Regions from separate parts of the Homo sapiens genome. Here region 1 is linked to region 2. Evidence: chromatin loops called from intact Hi-C (ENCODE). Cell type or tissue: IMR-90. All regions are shown on one strand.

Region 1 (8,000 bases), 210 kb after region 2:
TCATAGAAATGGAATCATGCAGTATGCGTCTTTCTGTGGATGGCCTATTTCATAAAAGTTCAACTATGTTGTCTTTGCAGAATTTTCTTCTTTTCTCTAAGGCTGCATCATATTGCATTGTATGTATATACCACATTTCTTTATCTGCCTTTCATCTCTCAAGACATTTAGGGGCCGGGAGGTGGCAGCTCATGCCTGTAATCCCAGCACTTTGGGAGGCCGAGGTGGGTGGATCAGGAGGTCAGGAGATAGAGACCATCCTGGCTGACACGGTGAAACCCCATCTCTACTAAAAATACAAAAACAAAATTAGCCGGGCACGGTGGTGGGTGCCTGTAGTCCCAGCTACTCGGGAGGCTGAGGCAGGAGAATGACATGAACCCGGGAGGCGGAGCTTGCAGTGAGCCGAGATCGTTCCACTGCACTCCAGCCTGGGCAACAGAGTGAAACTCCATCTCAAAAAAAAAAAAAAAAAAAAAAAAAGACATTTAGGTCATTTCCAATGTTGACTACTATGAGGTAGTGCTCGATAAACATAAAAGTGCTAATATTTTTTCCACATTGTAATTTAATTATTTTTGATAAATATCCAGAACTGGGATTGCTGAATTATATAGTAGTGCTATTTTTGTTTTAAGGGGGGAACTTCTACACTGTTTTCCATAGCAGCTGCACCATTTTGTAATCCCGCCAATAGTGTGGAAAGGTTCCAATTTTTCTACATCTTCGTCCAACACTGGTTGTCTTTTGTTTTACTGATAATAGCCATCCTGACAGATGTGCGAGGATATCTCATTGTGCTTTTGATATGCATTTTTCATATATTTGTTGGCATTAATATGTCTTCTCCAGAGAACTATCTAGTCAAGCCCTTAGCTCCTCAAAAAATTCTGGTTATTAGGTTTCTTTTTTTCTGTTGAATTGTAGGAGTTACATATATGACATTTTGGAGATTCATTCCACTACGAGATGTATGGTTTGCAAATATTTTCTCCCATTATGTAGGTTGTCTTTTCACTCTGTTGATGGTTTTCGTTTGTTGAAATGTAAATTTGAAATATTTAGAAGGCAAATGAACTTTGGTGCTTTGGTTGTGCTATAGAGGAAAGACATGGGGCCTTTGAAAGTGAAGTAAAATGTCAATGCAGATAGGCAGAAGGGGAAATAGAGTTTGCGCATGACGTGCACTCAGGTGTCAGAATTTCCTTGGGCTTTCTTTTAAAATGTTGGATTATTATTTTTCTTGGATGCTACTGATATTTTCATAATCATCCACCTGTTTCTTTGGTTAGTTACATAAAAATAATAGGTGATCTTTCCCATTTTAGCCAAAATTGTCTTGATATTCAGGGAACTGGTGTGTCCCCAATTGATTTCAATCCAAAGAACCAATTTTCTTTGGAATAAAATTATTTAGACAATACTGATTTTAACACTTCATAGAAGAAAGGTGGTAAGAAATTTTCTGAAAGGGAAGTCATAGAAATTTCTTTGAGATTTGGTGTTGACTTGACACACAGACACACACACACGCATGCACACACACAGAAAATTTAACTATTATATATGATTAAATTTTCTCCTGCTGATTCTATCCGTGTGTGACCTGAGACATTATTTGAGACCTTAGCAATCTTCAAGGTTTTATCTTTGGTGTCCTGTTAATCCACTTATTTAAACTCAACTGATGTTCAAAAAGTGCATGAACTCCCTGAAAGAAAAAACCTCATTTTTCATTCCCCACCCTCCTGCCTTCCTTGATTTGTTTACACTCTTGTGATTACTGTCATTTGATTGTCCAGCTATTTCTCACTGATAACTATCCCTGTTGCAATGATTATGAAGAGAACAGAAAAGTGAACACAATGTTCTCAGTTCTGTCTACATTCAGAACTATAATCTTGCGGCTGCCTTTGGAGACTATAGTAGAAGAATAAGATGCACTTTCTTCTAAGTTTGGCAGAGGGCTAATGTTTGGATGGGAAAATATGTTCCTTTTTTTTTTTTTTTTTGAGACATGGTTTCACTCTCATTGTCCAGGCTGGAGTGCAATGGTGTGACGTCGCTCACTGCAACCTCCGCCTCCTGTGCTCAAGAGATCCTCCCACCTCAGCCTCCTGAATAACTGGGACCACAGGTGCATACCACCATGCCTGCACAATTTTTGTATTTTTTGTAGAGATGGGGTTTCGCCATGTTGTCCAGGCTGGTCTTGAACTCCTGGGCTCAAGCAATCCACCCACCTCGGCCTCCAAAAGTGCTGGGATTACAGTGTGAGCCACGGCGCCTGACCTTATGTTCAATTTTAACTGAGATTCACATTTTACATATTTTTGATCATATAAAGTCAGTTGGAGAATGGGTAGTTGATGGGTGCAGACAAAAAATAACTTCACTTTCAATCGCTATTTTATCTTGTTAATCAAACTCAATCACAATTAACAAATATTAAGCACATATCATCCATCCATTGCTCCGATGGAAATTGGGAAATAAACTTGAGTCAATAGAGGTGACTTATGTGTTCATTGACTATTTACACAAAATTATCATAGTTATCTGTGAGTTTGGTGACTAAAATAAAGTATTTTTTAAGTATGATTTCACAGCTGTAAAGCTGGCTTTGTCTATGGTTTTGATGTGGCATTTCTAGAACATAGCCTGTAATCTTATATTTTGATATTTTTTCTTTTATTTCTGAGTCTCAGTTAACTATTTACCAATATTTATAAGAAGACAGAACCAACCCAAATGTCCAACAATGATAGACTGGATTAAGAAAATGTGGCATATATACACCATGGAATACTATGCAGCCATAAAAAATGATGAGTTCATGTCCTTTGTAGGGACATGGATGAAATTGGAAATCATCATTCTCAGTAAACTATTGCAAGGACAAAAAACCAAACACTGCATATTCTCACTCATAGGTGGGAATTGAACAATGAGAACACATGGACACAGGAAGGGGAATATTACACTCTGGGGACTGTTGTGGGGTGGGGGGAGGGGGGAGGGATAGCTTTAGGAGATATACCTAATGCTAAATGACAAGTTAATGGGTGCAGCACACCAGCATGGCACATGTATACATATGTAACTAACCTGCACATTGTGCACATGTACCCTAAAACTTAAAGTATAATAATAAAACCAAACAAAACAAAAAAGAAGACAGGTTGACATGAAACAATAAAAGATTGATGTGGTATGTCCCACTGGGAAAACTGTCCTTGGATATATCCTGAATCTTTTTCATGCCTTGAACTGACATAAAAGTCTTTATTTAAGGAACCTTTTTACAATATTTAAAACATATCTACTGCTCACTCATTCACAGAAACATCAGAAATCCTGAGGTCTTGATTTAATTAAGGCTGATTGACATCAGGCTTCTGAAGTACAAAATTTGTTATCCTGCCTGTGATATTTCCTTCACATATTCTTTATGAAGTCATTGTCTCCAAGAAGTATCTCCTTTTAAGATCCTCAGTCTGCCCTCTCATCTGGTTCCCATAGGTAAATGTAAATGTTACATAATATGCATGGACAGTGTGTATTTATATTTACATTTACCCACAGTGCTCAACCCGTGTCTTAGGCACTTGTTCAAAGGAGGGATGCCTCAACTCAAAGACATCCAGGTCAAAAACACATTTGTGGCATATTTTCAATCATTTCCAAATGTACACATTCAGAGTGGGATAAAGGAGTGGAGAAGAGTCATGCATAAGAACTTCTTATCTTTTTGGAGACTCGTGTCTAAAGATGTTTCCGTAAAAATGTGGGCATGCTTCCAGGGACTAGTGAAATAACTTTGCACTTTCTTCGCTTTCCTTGAGATGAAAAAGAGAACAGCAGGCTGATTCCTGTGTGTCCTGACTCCAGATACCTTACCGAGCGAGTGAACCCTATTGACTTGGGAGGATCCTGCAATTCTAGAGGTGGGATATGGTATGGACCTCCTCAAGCCTCTTTTGAAATTACTGTTTACCAAAACAACTTTTTAAGAAGCTAGCTTAGTGCACTCAGAACTTTCATTTTCTAGTACATTTGAAAATATTTTCATTTTTTTCTTTTTCTTATTTACATGTAACAGTTTAAATCCAACATTTTTATAGTAGCTGCCTTCTGTAAGTACCCCCATTCAGAGTTCTGCCAGGTGAGTGGGTGTGTATCCCAGGTCAATCTCCTTGTGAAACTGCTTAGAGATGGCAAATAGTTAAGGCAGCAAAATCATTTGCGTGGCTTTCTACATGCAGTAGAACAACACTCTTCAAATCTCTGTAAATGCAATTTAGTACATGAATTTTTAAGGTGGAAAAATTCAATTTCTTCTTAAAATGGTGATTTTCCTGATTCTACTGAAAGGATAGCCCATTGTAAGTCTTTGGATCTCACAGGCAATCAAGGTCCCTGGGCACTTTAACAAAAAATAACTAATACTATTAAAAGCGTCACTTTAAGTTCACAAGAATTTTCTTACACACAGATATTTAAGGAATTCTGAAACAATGTCAACAGATTTGGGTAAGTTGGTAAAGTCATTTTCTATTATTTATTTTAAAGTGGTTTAAAAACTGGACTGTTTTGTAGCCCTGAAGCCTCCCTTAACCACGAACACCAAAATAGCCACATGGCTCCTTTTTATCGGCTGCTACTTAAAACCAAACTCTGAATCATTTGTGGGAATCTGAACTTTCCCTGGGAGTCCACCAGCATCTAATTTCTGTATATGGATAAATTAAAAAGGATAATTTGCTTCAGTTTTAATTTCATCTCCATTTTCTTATTTTCCACATTTCCTAAACTTCAGCAATCAAAATACCACACTTCTGAATCTATTTATGTTTTGTTTCCATTTTTTTTTTCAATGGCTGGGTGTACATTTTCCCTTAAAGAGACTTTCACAACATTTTTTCTATGCCCAGGAATTGCTGCATTCTTCTGGTGACAGGCTGCTCACTCTGTGCCACAGCTGCTGCTCCAAACAGCAAAGGCTGAGTGGTCTGGCTCACCATCACGGGACTGTCAGTCCATTTTCTCCCCTCTCCTACTAACCTTTGAGCACATGTAGAAAAGAAAATCAGTATATGGTTTTTTCTCTGCCTCATTTGCTAATTAACTTCCTGTTCTTCATGCATTGCAAGCAACCAAGGTCACAGAGAAATCCCGCTGCTACCAAGTTAATAGTTATTTCACAGAAAATACTGTTGTGTATCAACTCATTCTATCCCCAAACCTGTTTTCTTCTCCTGTAAGATAGTCTATGAAACCACTTATAGTAACTGGAACATAGATGTAGAGGTAATTGACATTATTGAATATCTATGGTCTTCTTGGGTGACTTGGTGAATAATTTATATTATGTGTTGAGTGAACTTCTTTATTTTTCTATTTATATGACCAAATGTCACTACTTGGAAATCCTAAACATTCCACTTATTCATTCCTACCTTTTTGGTTTGATATCGCTGAGTCCTATGGTGACTTACCTCTATTGGCCATAAAATTATTTTATATGAATGTTTTATTTTCCTTAATGAATTGCAAGGACTCTGTTTTACTACTTTTGTATCCTCCTTCTCTGCCTAGTGGTACTGGTAATAACAGCTAACATGTATTGAGAAGCCTTGATGGAGCAAGCCTCTACTCTTTGTATCAGTGGTCACATTTAATCTTTGTAGGAACTCTAATGGAACAACATTATTGTCCTCATTTCTCCGATGAGAAAATGGAGGCTTAGGGAACTTTTCTGAGGTTACGTAGATAGCCAGTTGTAGAATGAGTATGGGATTTGAGAAAACTGGACTACAGTGCCTTTAATACTGCCTAAGTAGACTCCTGGACATGCACTGTATAAACCTAACTTCGGGTCCTTTTATTTCTTTCCCCTTCATACTACTCATTCATCTGCAGAGTTTGTGAAGAGAAGGCTGGGTAGAGCCTGCTTGGACGTGTGCTTTGATGCACCGAGTCAGGATTTGGAAAGGCTGAAGGTCTATTGGCCTCTGAGTTTTCTGATGGGAACCTCAACTCCTAGAAAACTCCTGAAACAAATCATAACCTCGTAAGTGCCATTACATAAAACTCTAGTGATGACAGTGGCAGGCCATCTGGAGCAGCTGCTGCCACCATGCCAGCTGCAGCAGGGAGGTGCGGCCTGGCTGCATAGTCTATGGAGCCAGTGGTAGCTGGAAACAAGCAAAGCCCCGCCCCTTCTGTGTTAGGGCAGAGGCTCCCAAGGTGCTGCTTCAGCTGCCCAAGCCACAGCTGCAGACCCAGGCATTTCTGTGCTCCTGGGGCCCAGAAGCAGGCAGGAGGCCCACCCTCCCAGGTGCAGCTGCAGCCACCCAAGTCATGGCTGTAGACCCAGGCCTCCACCTCCACGGAGCAGGCAGGAGTCCGACTCTAGCCACCCACCGCCTCACTCCTGCACAGTGGCACCTGCCCAAACCATGACTGTGAACCCAGGTATCTTTGCACTCTTGGGGGCCTGGGAAAGCCCCCCTTCACTTGCAGGCTCAGAAGTGCCTGCTCCCACTGCCTGGCTTCTCCCTGCTGTTGGCATCCACTCCGATTCTGAAGCAAAGTCGAGGCTGTACTCAGGCACTGTTGCAGCCTGGCTAGGTGTGCACACACAGGGCAGTGCTGACACACCAGCTCCCTGGCACCTTGGCCCAACGGTGCCAACTTTGGGCACCAATGGGCATGGGAGGAAGCTTAGGGGAAACTGAGAGCAGCTTGGTGCTGGCCTTCAGGCACCCCTTGGCACCTACAGCCTGGGCACCATGAACAGCAGCAGGAGGCTAACAGGTTTCTGGGTGGAAGGGGCTGGGTCCCTGGTGAGGCCTCACCTTCAGGCCAGGGAGGGCCTCAAGGCTGGTGCCTGGGTTGCCAGTCCTGCAGACTGGAGTAGGAACTTGTGGTACCTTTTCTGGGCCTGCCCATGGCCGTTCATGGACCAACTGGCATGCACTTCCTCACATCTAAGGCCCATAAAAGCTCCAGGCTCAGATAGACCTCATCAGACATTGGGATGATCAGCTGCAGGGAGGAGCTACCCATTCTAGGGCCTCCTCTCTGCTGAGAGCTGCAGAGATGTCAGGACAACCAGCTGCAGAGAGGAGCTACCCTCTCCAGGGCCTCCTCTCTGCTGAGAGCTGCAGAGATGACAGGATGACCTGCCTGCAGAGAGGAGCTTCTCACTTCAGGGTCTCTTCTCTGCTAGGAGCCGAACACTTTTTGGGACACCCTGGCTGCAGAAAGGAGCTACCCACTGCAGGTCTCCACTGAGCTCTTCTATCACTCAACATGGTCCTCTTCACCTTGATCACCCTCCACTTCTCTGTGTACCTCATTCTTCATGGTCACAGGACAAGAACTCAGAACCCATTGAATGGTGGGGCTAAAGGAGCTATAACACAAACAGGGTTGAAACATGTCCCTTGCTTACCACATTGTGGGTAAAGAGAAGGAAAGAAGAGCTGCAGCCCTTTGGGGAGCCCAGATCTGGGAACTCCCCAGAGCTGTGACTCCCTCTTTGGAATCCTGTGGTTCCTGGCATCTCCAAGCTTCTGTGCACCACCACGTTCCCCAGTGCTAGCTGTGGAAGCTGCTTGCAGTGTGTCTGATCCAGCCACAGCCTCACAGAGAGCTGGCACCCATGCCAGCACCTGGAGCTGCCCACCCCACTGCAGCACCTGGCATGTCTGATTATGCAGTGGCCAGAGTCCATGCTCACTCACACACCCCTCGCCGCTCTGTGGTTGACTTGCCCTTGGCAGGCGTGGGATCCAGACTGGTAGCATGAGCTAAGCGCAGCCCACCAGGCTAAGTGGGCAGAACGAACCCAGCAGGCCCGAGAAAAACCCGGGCCAAGGTGCCACTGGCCACAGAGGTTTCTGGCCAAAAATTGACACCCCAAGAATCCTGTAACACTAGTGTAGTCTTTGGACTTGATATTTTTGGTTGCCATTAAAGCCACATTTTTTTCT
Region 2 (8,000 bases):
CACACCCCTTTTTATAAGAGAAAAAATAGTTATCATTTGTTAGAAGGTTACTGTGTGTAAAGAACCACACTAAGTAAATTATAATATCTCCTTTAGTCTTTTTAACAGTCTTTTCAACTAGATAGTATTATCCTAGTTTTATAGGAGAGCATGTAAAGGCATAGAGATTATGTATCTGTGGCTAAGGTCATAGTAAGAGACAGAGCTGGGATTAGAATTCAGGTGAGGTAGGTCAGTCTCTAAATATGGCCACCAACAATTCCTCCCATCTCTGTACATGCCTGCAGTGTCTCAGATTAAGAAGAGGAAATTATGTCCCCACCCCTTCATATAGAATACCTTCATAACTTGCTTTGCATAATAGAATAAAATAGAAATGACTTTCTAGGACTTTGGCATTTAGGCCTTAGGATAACTGGCAGCTTCTGCTTCTTAGGCCTTGAAACCTAGCCACTATGCGGTAAGGAAATTCAGGCTAGACTACTGAATGATTGGAGACCATATATAGAGGGGTTGAGAATAAGTAGGTCATAGTGTTGCACGTGTAAACCTCACAGTCTAGTGGGGGAGACAGTTCCATAAACCAAAAACCACAAAGCATTGTAATGTGTGTTGTACTAGAGGTGAGTAAAAAATGTTGTAGAAGCCAGAATAAAGTGGTAGCCTCGTGTGTGAGTGTGTGTGTGTGTGTGTGTGTGTGTGTGTAGAACGTAGCTTTGTGGAAGTGGTGACAGCACTTGTCCCCCATCTCGAAGGGTATGCAGAGATTTCCTAGGTAGAAAAAGGCATCCCGGGCTAAGAGAACAGTATTTGCAAAGTTATGGAAATGTAACAGAACAAGACATGTTTAGGAAATGGTGAGTCAATAGTACTTTCTATAGTTTCGTTGATTCTTATACTTCTAAATTTTAACTGCTTTAAAAGATGTAAACTTTCTCATTGCAGCTTCCCATGCTGGTAGATGTGGAGGATGGATGTGAGGAAAGGCTTCCTCCACTGATTGGTGGAGAAGATTTTTTTTTTTTTTTTGAGACAGAGTCTTGCTCTGTCTCCCAGGCTGGAGTGCAGTGATGCGATCTCGGCTCACTGCAACCTCTGCCTCCCAGGTTCAAGCAATTCTCCTGCCTCAGCCTCCCAAGTAGCTGAGACTATAGGTGCACACTACCACACCCGGCTAATTTTTGTATTTTTAATAGAGACAGGGTTTCACCATGTTGGCCAGGCTGCTCCTGAACTCCTGACCTCGTGATCCACCTGCCTCGGCCTCCCAAAATGCTGGGATTACAGGCGTGAGCCACCGCACCTGGCCAGGATTTGTTTTTAAACATTCATTCCTCTTAATTGATTTTTTTGTTGTGATATTTGAATGTACTGTGTTAGTTTCCCAGGGCAACTGTAACAAATGACCACAAATGTGGTGGCTTAAAAGGACACAAGGTGGGGAACATCACACACTGGGGCCTGTCATGGGGTGGGGGGAGGGGGGAGGGATAGCATTAGGAGATATACCTAATGTAAATGACGAGTTAATGGGTGCAGCACACCAAGATGACACATGTATACATATGTAACAAACCTGCACGTTTTGCACATGTACCCTAGGACTTAAAGTATAATGAAAAAAAAAAAAAAAAGAAAGAAATCTATTCTCTCACAGTTCTGGAGGCCAGAAGTCTGAAATCAAGGTGTTGGCAGGGCCACGCTTCCTCTAAAGGTGCTGGAGGAAGGTCCTTCCCTGCATCTTCCAGCTTCTGGTGGCTCCAGGTGATTTTTGGCTTGTGGCAGTACCATTTCTGTCTTTCTCTTGGTCTTCAATGGCCTCGTTCTCTGTGTCTGTGTTTTCTCCTCTTCTTATAAGGACATTGTCTTTGCACTTAGGACCACTCTAATCTACGATGATCTCATCTTGAGATTCTTAATTACATCTGCAAAGACCCTTTCCCCAAATAGGGTCCCCTCTATAGGTTCTGGGTAGACATATATTTTGTTGTGGGCCACCAATTAACCCAGTACATATAGTAACAAACATTTACCTTTGCTAATGGTTTATATTTAACAATAATTTTTTTAAAAAAATTCTCTGTTTTATCATTTATAAATTTCAAAAAGTTTAAAACTCTAACGTGTTTAATTCCAAATGTGACTTTGGCTGGGTCTCTCTCCTAAGCAGCACTTTAGTAGATTTTTCTCAGGCAGAATGCAAAAGGTCTACATCAGAGTAGAACTGGCCCTGTGATTAGCTATGCTAAATTGAAACCTTATGAAATATAGTGTGGTTACATTAAATGGCAGTTAGAATGTGGTCTACATTATTACAAATAAATGTTTTTCATTATATTTTACTGTCAGCAAATGCTGGTATAAAACTCATTGCCTTTCCTCATATGGCTACCTTGAAGGGAGTCAGAAAATACATTGGCATCTGAGATCTTCATGTGAATTATTTTGAGAATTCCAAAGACTCCAAACTCAATTCAAAGAAACATGATGGAAATTTCATGGGCTTTTAATTGGACTTTCATCTTTGCTTCCTTTGTCAGTAAAGAATGACTGTCCTGGAACTTGAGGTTGTTGCTAGACCCCCTTCTTAAAAAACAAACAAAAAAAACCTAAAGGTTCTATAGTTAAAGCCTCTTGGGAGGGGAAGAAGACTCACTCAGTACACAGAATGATAAAATTTTACTTGCCGAGGTAACATACATGACTTTGGACAGGTTTAAGCTCCTTTTTCATTGGAAGGAAGAGAACTTTTAGGCTTGCAGGTGCTATTTCTTTCTTCTTCCAATTTCTACAACTGGAAACTAGTCATTGTAGGGTTTTCCTTAAATAAGTCCAAGTCTACAGGAGGCAGCAGGGAGTCTATTCCACTGAAGCCTTCCTATGAGGATTGAACAGCTTCTAATTTCTTGATCATTCTAATCATCATAACCATCTGGAAGATTTCGTCATTAAACTAATAGTTGGTAATCATATTGTCCTGGCTTTCAAAATAAAACAAAACGATAAGGGCTTCTAGACAATCCAAGCAGGCTATTTGTCGAACTGCTCTATTTATCTGTGTCGATTTCATTTATATATTTCAAACACCCACTGCCTCTAAAGTATACCGAATCATGCCCTCAAGCAATTGGTCTCATCTACAAAGAATGAGCCTGACCCATGATTCTGTGCTCCTCTGTTTCTCACATTATAGTCATAAGTTAGCCCAAAGAGAGAAGCATATGATTCTTTGGATGAGATCTCTGTTATCTTTTAAGGAGATAAGAATCATAAACTCCATTCAAAGGTGACATCAGAACAATGAAGGACATTCTGAGACAGAGCGAATGACCTCATGACATTTTCCCTAGATTTTCTAACTTTTCTTCTGTTTAGTAATCAATCATTCACTGACTCTAAATGTATGGGAGGTAAAAGTTTTTCTTTACTTTCTTATATTCTGAGGGTGGGCCTGCAAGTTAAACTGACAAAGATAGATGAATGGAAGAAAATTGTACACATTGTATGTGATGTTAATATTCTTATGTGGGCAGGGTTTTCATAGAAAAGAGGTGAAAACCCCCCAAAAAGCAGGTAAACTGGAGGGCATCTATAACATTTTAGCAAAGGATGATAACCTGGGGAGAAGCGACTATGACAGAGGAAAGAGGGTTTGGGCTTCCAGGGGTGGTGAATGGTGGGAAGGTAAATTTATGAGGAAAAGCAATAATAAACAAGAGTTATTTACTAAAGTTTGCTTACACAGCACATCTTGGTGCTATCTCCATCTCCTGATAAGGGTTGTTCTCCTCTTTCTAATAGGGGAGGGTGGGGGACACCTTTGTTTAGCCTAAAGCTAAGGTTTCGCCATATACAGTGAACTGTAACTCAAGGGGCTGTGGAAATATAGACTGTAACCTATTCTTGAAACAAGTAGCCAAGTTTTAGCCAATCACAGCAGCTGAGTTTCAGCCAATCACAGGCAGCCAACTGTCTAAACTGCGTTTAAATAAGGCAGATGCTGAGCTGTAACCAATCCAGCTGTTTCTGTACCTCACTTCTATTTTTTGAACCTCACTTTCCATTTCCTGTCGATTAATGTTATCTGACCATGTGGCAGCCCAAGAGTCGCTGGGAACCTATTTTGCTTCTGGGAGCTGCTTGATTCATGAGCTTAATTAAATTGTTAAATCTAATTTGTCTAAAGTTTTTCTTTTAACACCTTCACGAGGGGAAGTTTATGCCCTGCTTTAAGCAGAGGGGGACGGCAGAGCTCTTCTGTGTCTGCTTTTTCTCAATTGCCCCCAGCTCAAAATAATTCTTATGCCGGCATATTTTGGGGTGACATATTCTGATCTCCTTCATTGGGAAGCAGTCCCTGAGTGTGAGCCTAGCAAAGACTCTCTTCTTAGAAATCCTCCCTAATTTGAAACATAGTGGTTAAAATTCAGAAGCTGGGTCTCTGTGCACGTTATCTAACTGCTTGGCACACAAAGGTTTGTCAAATAAAAGACAGGCAGGTGATGAATGCATTGAGAATTGTTGTCAATCCTACCTAAAGTTCCACAGACTTAGAGAACATGTCTTTCTACCTGACAACCATTCAGAGCAGTTTGGCTGTTCCAACTCGCGTCCTCAATTTCATCATTCAAAATCTGTGAGACCGATACTGAGCTCTCATGGAAGACTGGCTCATTTAATTGAACAATTTGGAAAACTGTTGAGTTGAGGAAATGTATACAGAAGCTAGGTGGCGCTGGCGGCCACAGGCTGCACAAGATAATCCTCTGCATGTCAGAACATGCCCTGTGCCCAAAGGACACAGCTGTGAAACCTTTCTGAAGAGTTTAGTATCAGATACAGGGAGAATGATTTGAAACAAAAGAGAAATACAGAAATTCCACAGCATCACTTTCAGACTGTCCAACATTACCCATTCCTTCTGACATAAACATGAAAACCCATAAAGCACAATTTGTATTTATCTATTTTCTAAATAAACTCCTCCTGGTCATTTGCTTTTTGAATATTCTGTTTGGTCTCTTTGGTTTTGCAATCACCACTGACTTGGAGCTCCACAGAAAAACCAGAAGTTCCAAAATAGCAATCGGAAGAGAACTTGGTTTCAGTCCCTTTTCCATTAATGCCTATTTTCCACAACCACATAACCTGTGCATTTGGAATATTTTCCCAATAGCACTGGCTTTCATAAGCTGTAGTGACTGTCAGGAAATAAAACTGCTTTGGTGGAAAGACCAGAATTATATAGCTGAGAACACAGGAATGTTAAACCAGCCTTCGAAGTCTTGCAGAATAGGAGAGAACAAAAGTGGGCTGTGTCAGTGAGGCAGGTTTAATAGAAATAGAACATTTATGAATTTCTAGTCACATCTTCTGACCAGATAATCTTCTACAGAGTCATTTAGCTTATGTATGGGAGATACGAATCTTACAAGTGGAAGATGACCATGCCTAAGTCAGAATATAATAGTCTGACAAAATTTTCTGCTTTATGTATGCTTATGGAACTTGTTTTATATATAGACATATCACATTTATATAGTCATTTAATAAATTTCATTCATTGAAAATAATACAAATGCATTACAATGAAAACAATCATTAGGTACGTACTTTTGGTTAATATTTCCAACTGTCCTGAAAGATGTGGTATAAATATATCTGTAATCCCTAGGGGTTTATTGCACAAGAAAAAAAGCAGAGCACACTGTTGATTTTTTTTTTTTTTGAGACATATTGGCTGGTAAAATGTTGATACTAATTAATTCTGAAGTGGAAACAGGCTTACAGGCTGGCAGACGGGTTATAAAATTTTTTTTTTTCCATTGGTCTCAGAATTGCTAGAATCTTTGTTTCAGCACCAGTAGCTCTGGTTTAGGTTAATATTTCTGCCTCCACTCAATACCATGTTATACACCCTCTTGCCTACTGTCAAAGGAGTTTGTTGAAGATAGTTTCTTTACCTGAGAAAGAATACCATTCTCCTTTACTCCTCTTTTACCATGTCTCCTCTTCTACCTGACCAGTGTACATATTTGTCAACTCTTTTTCCAACCTGTTAGCATGTTACTGATGGAGGGCTTCACGGAAGAAGCATGGAGTTGAGAATTTCAACTTTTACTTCTGTTACAGGAGTGGCCTTCAGCCTCACTTAGATAGAAAGGGCCACAATAAACTCAGAGGAGTAATAGGCTCAGAAATGGTGGACAACATACTCATCTTATTTATCACTGGGTTTCTGGCCCTTGATGCAGTACTTGGTATTTAGTCAGTGCTCCTTGCTAAGCTGCTTGTTTGTGTCTGCTTCCACATTCCAAAGATATGAGGATATGAGTTTGAATAGAGTATGAGATAGTTAACAAATATGAAACCAGTGGTATTGAGCACCAACAACATACAGAGCTGTATTAGAAACTGAGAATTGCAAAAAATGATATATTTGTCCATGTTTCCCAAGAGGTTACCTATTAATACATAACTACATATTTGTAAGAAGACATTATAGCATATTGCCTGTGAACCATCTGCCTCAGCTTCTAGTTGTTTCCTCTGATTCAGCTAGCCAAATGCCACAAGAAACCACAAAGCCAATTTGTGTTCTTGGATAACTGCGTGCAACACCCATTAGCTTTCTATGGGCAGGATTTGGCGCAGAGAACTCATCTGTTGCCAGTGCTCAAAAGAAAGTCAGGATTAAATAAACCTATTTCTGTATTCTTACAGGCGTGCCTATGAATCCATGAGGCTACAGTCACGATGGCATACTTGGCAAGCTCAGGGCACTGTTATCTTTTGAATTAATTTTGTGACCTGTTATAAATGCAAGTTCCCTTACTGTGTTTCAAAGGCTTTTTGCTCCCTATTCCAATGTCACAAGTTTTCTTCTATGACAAAGATCGTGTTAGCTTAATTTTTTTGCTACATTGTGATTTTTTTTGATATTGCATTATAGCTCCTTCCCCTTTTGGCATACATGCATTCATAGCTAAATTATGGAGTGACTGGGGTTTCCTTCCCTTGGCATGATTTACCTCTGGTCAGATTATTCCTTGTTGTGGGGGACTGTCTTGTGCATTGTAGGGTATTTAGTAGCATCCCTGGCCCTTGCCACTAGATGCCGCTAGAATTTCCTGCCCCTAAAATGTCTCCAGAATTTGCTAAATGTTGGGATAGGGAAGGATTGCCACCTGTCGAGGACCACTGATTTATATTAATGTAACTTTTCTGCATAAAACCATTAAATACCATTACTCAAGGGATATAAGCTGGCTAATGATTTTCTCTGCGGCATTTAGCAAAAAATCCATCTGGTGAAAATACCAGTGAAGAGGAACAGAAACAATTGTAAATCTTCAAAAATCATTCCTTGAGCAAGAAAATGCCTTGGGCTAGCCACTGCCTTCCCCATTCACCCTGACCCCCACCCCAAATACAACATTTTATTTTTAACCATCTAAGTAAGGCTGATGTTGCTGATGGATAACAGCTGCTGTATTAGTCTGTTCTCACACTGCTATGAAGAAATACCCAAGACTGGGTAATTTATAAAGAAAAGAGGTTTAATTGACTCAGTTCTGCATGGCTGCGGAGGCCTCAGGAATCTTACAATCATGGTGGAAGGCATCTCTTCACAGGGTGGCAGCAGAGAGAATGAATGCAAGCAGGGGAAATGCCAGATGCTTATAAAACCATCGGATCTCTTGAGACTCACTCATTATCACGAGAACAGCATGGGAGAAACTGCCACCATGATCCGATTCCCTCCACCTGGTCCCACCCTTGACACATGAGGATTATTACAATTCAAAGTGAGATTTGGGCGGGGACACAGAGCCAAACCATATCAGCTGCAGAGATCTCTGGGTGGAGTGTTATGTGAGTGAGCTTGCTACAGATTGGAGTGAGCCACTGAACTGTTAGGGGCATTTTTCTGATTAGAATTGCATTCTGCTATCTTTGAGTTTCTGCTGAGGTTGCTTGTCATTACATTGGCAGGCAGA

The links. Hi-C counts contacts between places; a loop is a spot of excess contacts. Peaks named below come from ENCODE experiments on the same cell type or tissue, not always from the same donor. Only the 100,000 strongest peaks of a DNase experiment are listed, where the experiment ranks them.
Region 1: it touches region 2 in a loop (6-fold over the local background); 4 of 110 quality-filtered maps call a loop at or near these places.

What each region holds. Positions count from the first base shown.
Region 1 is chr17:69,814,895-69,822,894 of GRCh38, forward strand. All of the region lies in intron 3 of LINC01483 (long intergenic non-protein coding RNA 1483), which reads left to right. Among named protein-coding and RNA genes, the nearest start is that of LINC01497, 140 kb to the right of the region's middle. RefSeq lists a silencer at 3,701-3,901. In IMR-90, no CTCF peak of the experiment used is centred here; a DNase peak (open chromatin) is centred at 4,647; H3K27ac peaks cover 827 bases.
Region 2 is chr17:69,602,603-69,610,602 of GRCh38, forward strand. The region is part of intron 2 of LINC01483 (long intergenic non-protein coding RNA 1483); the gene reads left to right. Among named protein-coding and RNA genes, the nearest start is that of LINC01483, 13 kb to the left of the region's middle. RefSeq lists enhancers at 4,336-5,535, 4,611-4,880. In IMR-90, CTCF peaks have their summits at 4,733 and 7,114 (motif pointing right); DNase peaks (open chromatin) are centred at 4,759 and 6,309; H3K27ac peaks cover 4,301 bases.